Regions from separate parts of the Mus musculus genome. Here region 2 is linked to region 1. A link is a contact called in ENCODE Hi-C or POLR2A ChIA-PET data. All regions are on one chromosome and are shown on one strand. The core of a region is the stretch at or near the end of the contact, and the rest is flanking DNA. Distances in the headings are between cores, read along the strand shown.

What was found. A loop is a pair of places that touch in the nucleus more often than their neighbours do. ChIA-PET counts read pairs that join two places held with the same protein, here RNA polymerase II (POLR2A).
Region 2: a loop to region 1 is called in a map of v-Abl transformed pro-B cells, with 3 times the contacts of the local background. The contact joins the enhancer-like site here to the promoter of Lrmp in region 1. A Hi-C loop is called at or near these places in 1 of 37 maps with a recorded cell type or tissue (v-Abl transformed pro-B cells). POLR2A ChIA-PET finds 5 or more read pairs at or near these places in 1 of 5 experiments (embryonic stem cell).

What each region holds. Positions count from the first base shown.
Region 1 is chr6:145,118,532-145,123,264 of GRCm38, forward strand. It overlaps Lrmp (lymphoid-restricted membrane protein), which reads left to right and starts at 3,238. Exons shown (of 19, transcript NM_008511.4): 1 at 3,238-3,575.
Region 2 is chr6:145,849,635-145,854,163 of GRCm38, forward strand. No RefSeq gene overlaps it. Among named protein-coding and RNA genes, the nearest start is that of Gm38927, 9.5 kb to the left of the region's middle. Within about 2 kb of position 1,382, at least 1 of the 3 ENCODE cell types and tissues checked has a DNase peak (open chromatin) inside an H3K27ac peak, as active enhancers do.

The sequences.
Region 1 (4,733 bases), core at 1,988-4,487:
GTACTAATGGCATCTTTCACTGTGTGCAGAAGTCAACCCTTTGAAAGGCTTAAACACTTACTATATATAAGATCTGGCTGGGCAGTGGTGGTGCACGTCTTTAATCCCAGCACTTGGAAGGCAGAGGCAGGTGGATTTCTGAGTTGGAGGCCAGCCTGGTCTAGAGAGTGAGTTCCAGGACAGCCAGGGCTACACAGAGAAACCCTGTTTCAAACAAACAAAAACAACAACAAACCCAAAAAACAAAAAACAAAAAGATCTGGAACTCTAAATCACCCAGAAGAAAGCAGAACTGTTTTGACAAGATTTCTTGGGTAAGACACCAAAAGTCCAGGCACAGTAAGCGAGACCACATCAGACACGGGATCTCCTACAATAAGTGAGATTAAGAGAAGCATGGTGTTCAGAATGGGAGAAATACTGGAGAATCCTATATCAGATATGGACTTAGCATTTTAATATATAAGGAACACTAAGGACTACATTAAAATACACACACATACACGCGTGCACACACTGGCTTTAAAATGGTCGGGTGAGATGGCCCGCTCTCACAGAGGACCCAGGTTCAGTTTTCAGCATCCATCCACACAGAGGCTCATAACCGTCCCCATCTCTGATTCCAGAGGATCTGATGCCCTCTCTGGCCTCTGTAGGCAGCAGATATGCATATTGTGCACATACCCGCACGCGTGGAAAATGGACACAAGTGTACTGTTGCATTTCATAAAAAGCAAGATGCAGAAACAGCCCAGATGTGTGTCTAGATGTGAATGGATGAAGGTAAGGAGGCGGCTAAGACATGGGAGCTTCACAGCAGTCCATTCACAGATGAGTGGATAAAATGTATCAATCTTGGGTAACAATCTTATTCAACCTTAAGGGAGTTCTACCGCATATGGCAGCATGGATGAACCCAGAGGATGTTAGGCCTCCAGTCATGGAGGATGGGGAATCTGAAACAGCTTAAGCCTCCAAAAGGCAGAGAGTAGGGTGGCTACAGGCTGAGGAGAAGAAGGCAGAGTTACTTTTCATCAGGTGTAAAGCTTAGGCCATTGTGACAAGTGACCTCCTGACATCTGCTGCATGACACAGTACCTGTTATTAACAATACCATATCCTACATTTAACCGTACTGTACACACTGTACCTAACAGTACTGTATACACTCTGACATTGGCAACACCATACATGATGTAGTTAACAATACCATACACACAAACAGTACGAGCATAGAACTGGGCTGTAGACAGTTTGGCTGGCAGCAATGCCAGCTTAGCATGCTCAAAGCCCTGGGTTCAAGTCCAGTCTTTGTACTGAATAAATTAGACTTAGTGGTTGTCTCAGCAAATAGTTAAAATTCTGCTTTATACTCCTGGTAGGTTCGCGTTAGCTTTTTGCTCACGTTGGTTTATTTTTAATATACCTTACCTAGATAAATGGCACTTAAACTGCCCCGAAGCTAGCATACACTCCCTTCTGATATTCCTGAGTTAACACTTACTAAATATATATTTTATCTTTGCTGTCCAAGACCCTTCTGGGCAGCCCTTCTGGGGCTGCTTTCCCCCTCGTACCTACATTTCAGCCTGCTCTCCCCCCTGCTCCTTCCTGGCATAGTCTGTCCTATGCCCTTCTCATGGTGGGATCCCTTCTTCCTCCTCCTCTCTTACTCTGGAATTCTAAAAGTCCCGCCTCTGTCTCCTTGCCCAGTCATTGGCCACTGGCAACTTTATTTTCCAATCAGAGCCAGCTGGGGGTAGGCTTCCTTTAGCCTACATGCAGGACACTGCAAACAGGTTTTTGGGTAACATAAATTAGCATGAGAGCACAAGCTGCTCTAGGTGGTGGATGTGTGTAATTCCAACTCTAGGGAGGTAGAGGAAGGAGGACCAGAAGTTCTCAGCTACATAGAAAATTAGAGACCAGCCTGGGGTATATGAGATCCTATCTCAAAAGAGCATTACCTCTTTTAGTAAGAACTATAAATATTTAAGAGTGTAGATTTCAATATACATTGTTCATATTGTTTTAGCGCCATTACAGAGCATAAGCGACTGTAGGCGGTCGCGCAAGCAGCTTTGGGGAATGCCTCTATATACAAAACGATGCTGAAAGGGCCGTGGTCCTTCTTGCTTCTGATGTTATAAGCAGTGCTGTTTTATGCAGGCACACAGTTAGGCTTTAACTGCAAGGAGCCTGGGACTGATGGCTGTCTTCCCTCTACCCCCCCCCCCCACTTTGATCCTAATTCAAAATGGGTGGGCCCAGTGGGTTAAGGTTTGTACTCAAGCAGTTCCTGGTAACCACTGAGTCATCAGTACGCCACAGATTAGTCTTGCTGGCTAGCGGAGAGTGGGAGCCAAATGAGAAGTGCTAAAGGCTCAAGGACATTTGTGGTGGGAGATAAGAGGTAGAGAATGACCTCTGAGTTCACAGTGGGAATATCCAGTGAGTTTCCAGCTGTGTTGGGGGAGATACTTCCGGTACTAAAGCTCTGCCCGTTTCCTATGATTGACAGTCCAAAGGAGAAAGGTTAACGAAACAAAGACGCATTTCCCTCCGCACCCACTTTCCTCTAAATAGCTCGTGTTGGTGTGTAAAAACTAAACTTGTCACCCTGCTCCCAATGTAGAACATCCTACTTGTGTGCCGCAGGTGTCACAGCGAGCTCGTGGGGAGCCAGTCATGCCACGTGCTCATCCGAAACAGCCCGAGGAAGCTGTGGAGTTGATTGTGAGCTCTGGGGTTGCTTTACTCAAGAGCCTGTATTTCTAAATGCTTTCATTTTTTCAGGTCCTCTCTAAAGAAGTTTGAGTTCCTCACAGTTTCTCAGAGTGACTTGTGACTGAAGTGTCACTGAAAGCTCAGGGTGTTTCTGTCGTTCCCTCCACACACCCCCTCCCCCCCTTTCTTTTTTTAAAATTTCGACTTCATTCAGAAACCATTAGACATTGCTAAGCGGCTGCAAGATGTGCCCACTAGGAAGAAGGTCCATAGCCAGAGAGCACATAGAGCCAGGGGTCCGGAGGCCTTGGCAATATGAAACTCAGGGATATCACCTCAGATGTCCTTAAAATGTGAAGCAAAAATGGAGGAGGGGGAAAAAAGGAACTATTCAATTGTCCCAGGAGGCTGGCCTTTAGCCTGCGCAGAGGAAGTGCAGGGCGCAAGGGTGCAGGGGTGCAGGGGTGCAGAGGAGGCGGTGTTAACAGCCTTCTGGTGAAAGAGGGGAGTACAGAAAGCTTAAGTTGCTTCTAGGGACTCTCTGGGTGGAAGGATCTGGGCCTGCTGCGCCCGCCCGTGCAAACAGAATTGCAGAAGTTGAGCCTACGCTTATCATTTCCCTGAGAAGAAAAGCATATTTCCAGTTTCCTGTGCCTAAGAACAAGCATCCAGCGCCCTTCCCGCGGCTCAAACCCAGGCTGACCTGTGCATATGGGTCAGGGGGATCAGGATGGGGCCTGCGCATGAGGCAAGCCTCTGCTACAAGAACTAGAGGAAGCGATTCCAGAAGGAGATCACAGTCCCCAGCACTACTCAGACTCAGGAGCTGAAGACCAGGGGCGTTCAGTGTAAGTAGCTCATTCTACTCTGGTTCATGTCGCCCAGGATGAGGAGGAAGAGCCTCTGCCGCTTTCCTGGATCCCAGCTGCTGGGTTAGCCAGTGGAAGGGTTAGCTAGCATCGCTCGCTCTCGCTCCCGGGATCTCAGCCTCTGGCCAGGGCCATAGACCCCTCCCCTGCTCCCCGCACCCCAGGCTGTTGCTAGATTTGTCTATGGCTATCTTTCCGTTTAAAATGAAACAGAGCTGGGGCTTACTTAGCTCAGAGGCAACTTACCCTTGTGTGCAAGAGTGTGTATCAATATTAAACACATGTAAACTTGCTTTAAAATTTTTAATGTGTTCTTAATATAAATGTGTGTGTGTATGTATGGATATATATGCACACTTTAGTTTTGTTTTTGAGACAGGGTCTCACTGTGTAGTTCTGACTGACCTAAAACTCTCTGTAGACTATGCTCACCTCAAACTCACAGAGATCTACCTGCTTCTGCCTCCAGAGTGCTGGGGTTAAACTGTGTGCGTTCCTCTGCTCAAATATACTTTACCTTTGAAACGGGTATTTAGAATTTTGTGTGCCAGCCAAAGGCCTATTATGAGCATTTACCAAGAATAATGTGAGAAGACAAGTGTCAAATTACAAATGTCAGGCTATTTATAAACCTGCTTTATTCTACAAAGATGAAATGGAAATTGTAAAGCTTGCGTGCCTCGCCGTTTACCGGACAGCTGCTTTTGTTCAGTGAACTTCTTAATTTAGTGGGACAGATTTTTTTTTTCCAGACATAAGAGTTCATTTATCTCGTGACCCAAATGGTGCTTGGTCTGGGTTTATTGTGAATTTCTGTACCTTTTTCACTGTTGGCCTGAGGAAGTGGCTGAGGCGTTTAAGGAATTGCTTCCTTTTAGAATAGCAACATTGTTCAATATTTTATTGTTACTGTCTTGGTTTGTACAGCTCACTGGTTTTCAATGTTTCAGAAAGCAATAAAAACTGTTCTTTAAATCAGGGAGGGTACAGTGTTGTCATTGCTCAGGAGGCTTTGGAGAAGGGTCTCTTGTGAGAAGAGCTACCCTGTGGAGGCACCGATAAGCAGCTGCGCCCAGTTTGGTGCTTCAGAGCCCATGCTCAGAGCACTAACCCACCGGCCACTTACATCTGTCTTTT
Region 2 (4,529 bases), core at 132-2,631, 730 kb after region 1:
ATGGAACCTGAAATGAAGTCATCACCTTAGCTGGAGTGCCTAACAGTGGGGAGACGGAACCTGAAATGAAGTCATCACCTTAGCTGGAGTGCCTAACAGTGGGGAGACGGAACCTGAAATGAAGTCATCACCTTAGCTGGAGTGCCTAACAGTGGGGAGATGGAGATGGAACCTGAAATGAAGTCATCACCTTAGCTGGAGTGCCTAACAGTGGGGAGATGGAACCTGAAGAGACCACCTACAGTAGTTAGACATGGAGGGATGGGGACACCAACCCACCTACAAAAGTTTTGACCCAGAATTGTTCCTGTCTAAAAGAAAAGGAGGAACAAAAAATGGAGTAGAGACTAAAGTAATGGCTGACCAGTGACAGCCCCAACTTGGGATCCACCTCATATGTGGACATCAAACCCCGACACTATTCCTGAGGCCATATTGTGCATGCAGACAGGAGCCTGACACGGCTGTCCTCTGAGAGGCTCTACCAGCAGCTGACTGAGAGGGATGCAGATGCTTAAAGCCAAGCATTGGACTGAGGTCAGGGACCCCCATGGAAGAGATAGGGGAAGAGCAGAAGGAGCTGAAGGGGAGGCAACCGCACGGGAAGAACAACAGCGTCAACTAAGCCAGACCCTCCGAGCTCCCAGAGACTAAGCTGCCAACCAAAGAACATGCACGGCCTGGTACAAGGCCCCAGACACATATGTCCCAGAGGACTGCTCTGTCTGGCCTCAGTGGGAGAGGATGCCTAATCCTGTAGAGACTTGATGCTGCAGGCGGGTGGGACACCCTCTCAGAGGCGAAGGGGAAGGAGCATGGAGTGAAGAACTCGAGGAAGGGGTCCGGGAGGGAGGGCACTGTTTACATGTGGGATGTAAACAAAAAGTAATTAATTTAAAAAATTAAATTTAAAAAATGAAGTCACTTGTGAAATAGTTTAGAACATAAAATTCCAAGTAAGTAGAGAATAAAAGCCAATAGGGTAATAATGTTAGATATGAAGATGACAGGAGAGGCTGATTCAAAGCCTGGGGATGGAGTTAAACATACATAATCTATAGGATAAAATTGTGTGTGTTTTAACATTGTCAAATATTATCAAAATGCATTTTCAGAAAGCTACAGAGGAAGAAAGAACAGAAAAACAAGTCTAGAAATATACAAAGAATAAGAAACCTTGGTTTGTGCCCTTCCCTAAAAGGCAGTTTTCTAAGGAACAGTGTCTTGTGAGTCAGAAGGGTCAGAGCACAGCTGGATACCTTAGTCATGGAGGTTTCTCCTTGCTCCCCTCAGCCTGTCCCAGAGGGCCAGCCCCAGCCTAGGTAATCAGAGAGGACACTCTGAGCTCCCTGGGCTGCCAGCTCACAGCTGGAGGCTCCCACCTGACCAGGAGAAACTCCCTGGCCTCCAGCCAGCTGCACTCCCTTTAGCTTATCACCTCCAGATTTAGCCCACACTCCAGTTGGAGGAAAGGACTCTGCAGATCACTCTTCACCAGCACTCGTCCAGGGGCGAGTTAAAGACTAGGCATAACCTTTAGGTTTTAAAAAAATGTGTTTACTCAAAATGTTTATTGCATGTGTCCCCTGCCTCAGCTGTGGAGTGGACTCCAGGAGTGAACCTAGGAGGTCCCTCCTGACACCTGAAAGTCCCACCCAAGGGTGGCAGGCCAAGCTTGAACACCAAGGCTTGGTGCATGGTAATTTGCATGGATATAAACATATCATTAAAATACACATTTAAAGGAAAAAATGTACCCCCCCCCCAAATAATCTAGAAATATACAAAGAGAGAGACCTTGGTCTCTGTCCTTCCCCAGAAGACAGGTTTTGGATGTCAGTGCAAAGCGGACAGGTTGGCTGGACACAGTGGGTGACCTTTCCCTGTGCTGCTGGAGGGAGAGTAGTGAGGAGGACTCATATTGGATGAGGGATGACGATGAGGGATGGGAGACTGTGCCCAATGCCCAGACTCTCTCTACAGCATGAGTGGGCTTCTAACAGTGAGAGGCAGAGCTAAGCAGAGGTCCTGAGAAGAGTGAGGAGAAAGACCCGGGCGGGCAGGTTATTAAAGACCTGGAGCTGGAGCTGAGGTCAAGCAGTCAGACTCTTGACAGGCGGCAGACAGGGTGGAGGAGACAAACAGAGGTATAAGAAGTCCCAGCCAGCACACTGACAGAATGGACATATACACAATTAATCATGCGTCTCTCGGAGTCTCAACGCGACAGGAGTTCACTGCACTTTTAAGAACGGCTTCCTTCAGGAACGCCTGGGGTTAAATACTCAAAATCTCCAGGCAGGCACCATATTTTTCTCCTTGAATACAGAGATCTCCTCCTTCCTTCTCCTGGCAGAACTACAGGTTTACAGTCACATTTCGTCTGTGAGGCAGGTTCTCAAGTTGGTTGAAACGGTTGGTGACAACCGCAGAAGTAGGCGCACACATGATCTAAATTTCAGTTTGGCCCAGGGAAAAGTACACGGTCTCCCGGCACCAGCTGAAACAGCACCTGAGCTGCCATCGCTTGAGACGCTGGGCTGCTGTTCTTGACATTTTCTAGGTCAACATTACTCACTTACACGAGCTGAGACTCTCTAAAGTCAGAGGTCATTCCAGGGAAGGAAAAGGCAGAAGCAACATGGCTTTGAGTCACAGGTGAGCAGACGTCTATAGTTGCAAAGCCCCAGCTGAAAAGCAGGTAGCCAGCGTTGGCAGTGAGGAGCCAGAGCTGCTGGCATGTGCAGCAGCTGAAGTGGCCACCTACAAGACATTGCCTGGGTCATCTGAGAAGGAAGACTTTTAAAAATTATCCAAAAAATAATGTGTATGCTTGCATGTAGGGAGAGGTGTGTGATGTGTCCATGCTTACTCATGGGGGCCAAAAGAGGGCATGTGGAGCTGAAGTTATAGGCTCCTGTGTGCTGTCCCACATAGGTGCTGGGAACAGAACTGGGGTCTACTGATAAGAGTAGCACTATTTCACCAGCCCCTGAAGCGGTCTGGGTTCTTTCATTCTCAGACCCCAGGTCTGTGTGAGAATCCCATAGGAGCAGAATGGGGAAGAGAAGCCACAGAGAAACTTCCTACCAGTCCTTGGGATATGGCTTTAAGTTATAAGTTAAGGCAGAATGGCAGACGATAATATGGTTCACTCCTTCTACACACCGGGACCTGCAACAAGATGTTAATCACTAAGATGGGGATTTAAAAGTAAGGGCTAAGCACAAAGCAGACAGTGTGTTGGGGTTTTGACTGAGACAGTTATGCAAGCGTGCACAGATGAGGTGCGGTTTCTGCCGAGTCTTGTAGCATGAGTGGGAGGCCTCTGAGTGGAAATTATTCTATCAATGACAAAATTCAAAGCTTGAGGGACAAGTGCTATCGACATGTGACTTGGGCATCAAGTACACCCATCTTTCAGCTGGAGAAAGAGGAGAGAGAACGAAATGGATTAGGACCCAGTCTGCTTGTCGAACTAAGGGCCAGTGGCCCACAAATCCTAGGCAATCTGAGAGTAAAGTTTCACACAGAACTATAGGGGCTTTGGGCAATTTTTCAGAAACGGCTTGATTGTGCAGTTTGTGACCACTAACTCTGTAGACATCAGTGTTGCAAGGTCAAAGGTTAGACACACCTGGAAGACCTCATACCCTAGGGAGTCCCTTCTCTTTGGAATTTAGTGATGCTGGTTGTAGTGGGTTGACAGGACTGGGTAAAAGACACAGGAGAGTCTTGAGACAGTCTAGGAGAGGGATGACAAGGGTTTGAAGGACAGTGGTTGTGGGATCAGGGAGTGTTTGGCTGTCAACAGTCCTCCATTAAGTACCTGCCAAGTGCCAGGCCTTGTGGCAGGTTCTGAGATCCACCAATAAATGAGGGCAAAAGTTGCAACCCCTGGCCAGCCAATCAGAGCGGCTACAGCTGTGCATGTCCCCAGAGGTCACATCCAGGTCCCTCTAATCCATAAGGGATCAGGGTCCACATGAGCAGTGAGGTACAGCTTTTCAGGGACCCTGTCCTCTGCTTAAATATGACAGGTATCCTCAGAGGTAAGCAGGGCAGAGAAACTTCTTTCAGTTTCAACTTTATAGAATTTCGTTAAGTTTTCGGTGAGTTTTCACATAAACATCGCTTGGACAAGGGTGAACAGATGTTGGTTGTGCATGTTGGGGCTTGGGGAGGTTGCCACCAAGTCTGCGCACCCGAGTCTGTTCCTGGACCCACATGGGAGAGGAACTGAGTCCCGTAACTGTCCTCTGACCTCCCCAGGTGCACGAACACGCACTAAGCACAAAACATCCTGTTGCTGTGTGTGAAGGTTTTCTTCTTTCTTCCTTCCGGCCAGATCCTTTATCCCCCAACTCTACCCTGCCCTTCTTTTTGAGACAGGGCCTAACTCTGTAACCCTCTCCAGCAGGGAACTCTGTGTAGCTTAGGCTGACCTCAAACTTGCAACAACACTCTTGCCTCTGGTATCCAAGAGCTGTTTGCCTAAGTGACTTTACGTCTTGTCCATGTTTAGTTGA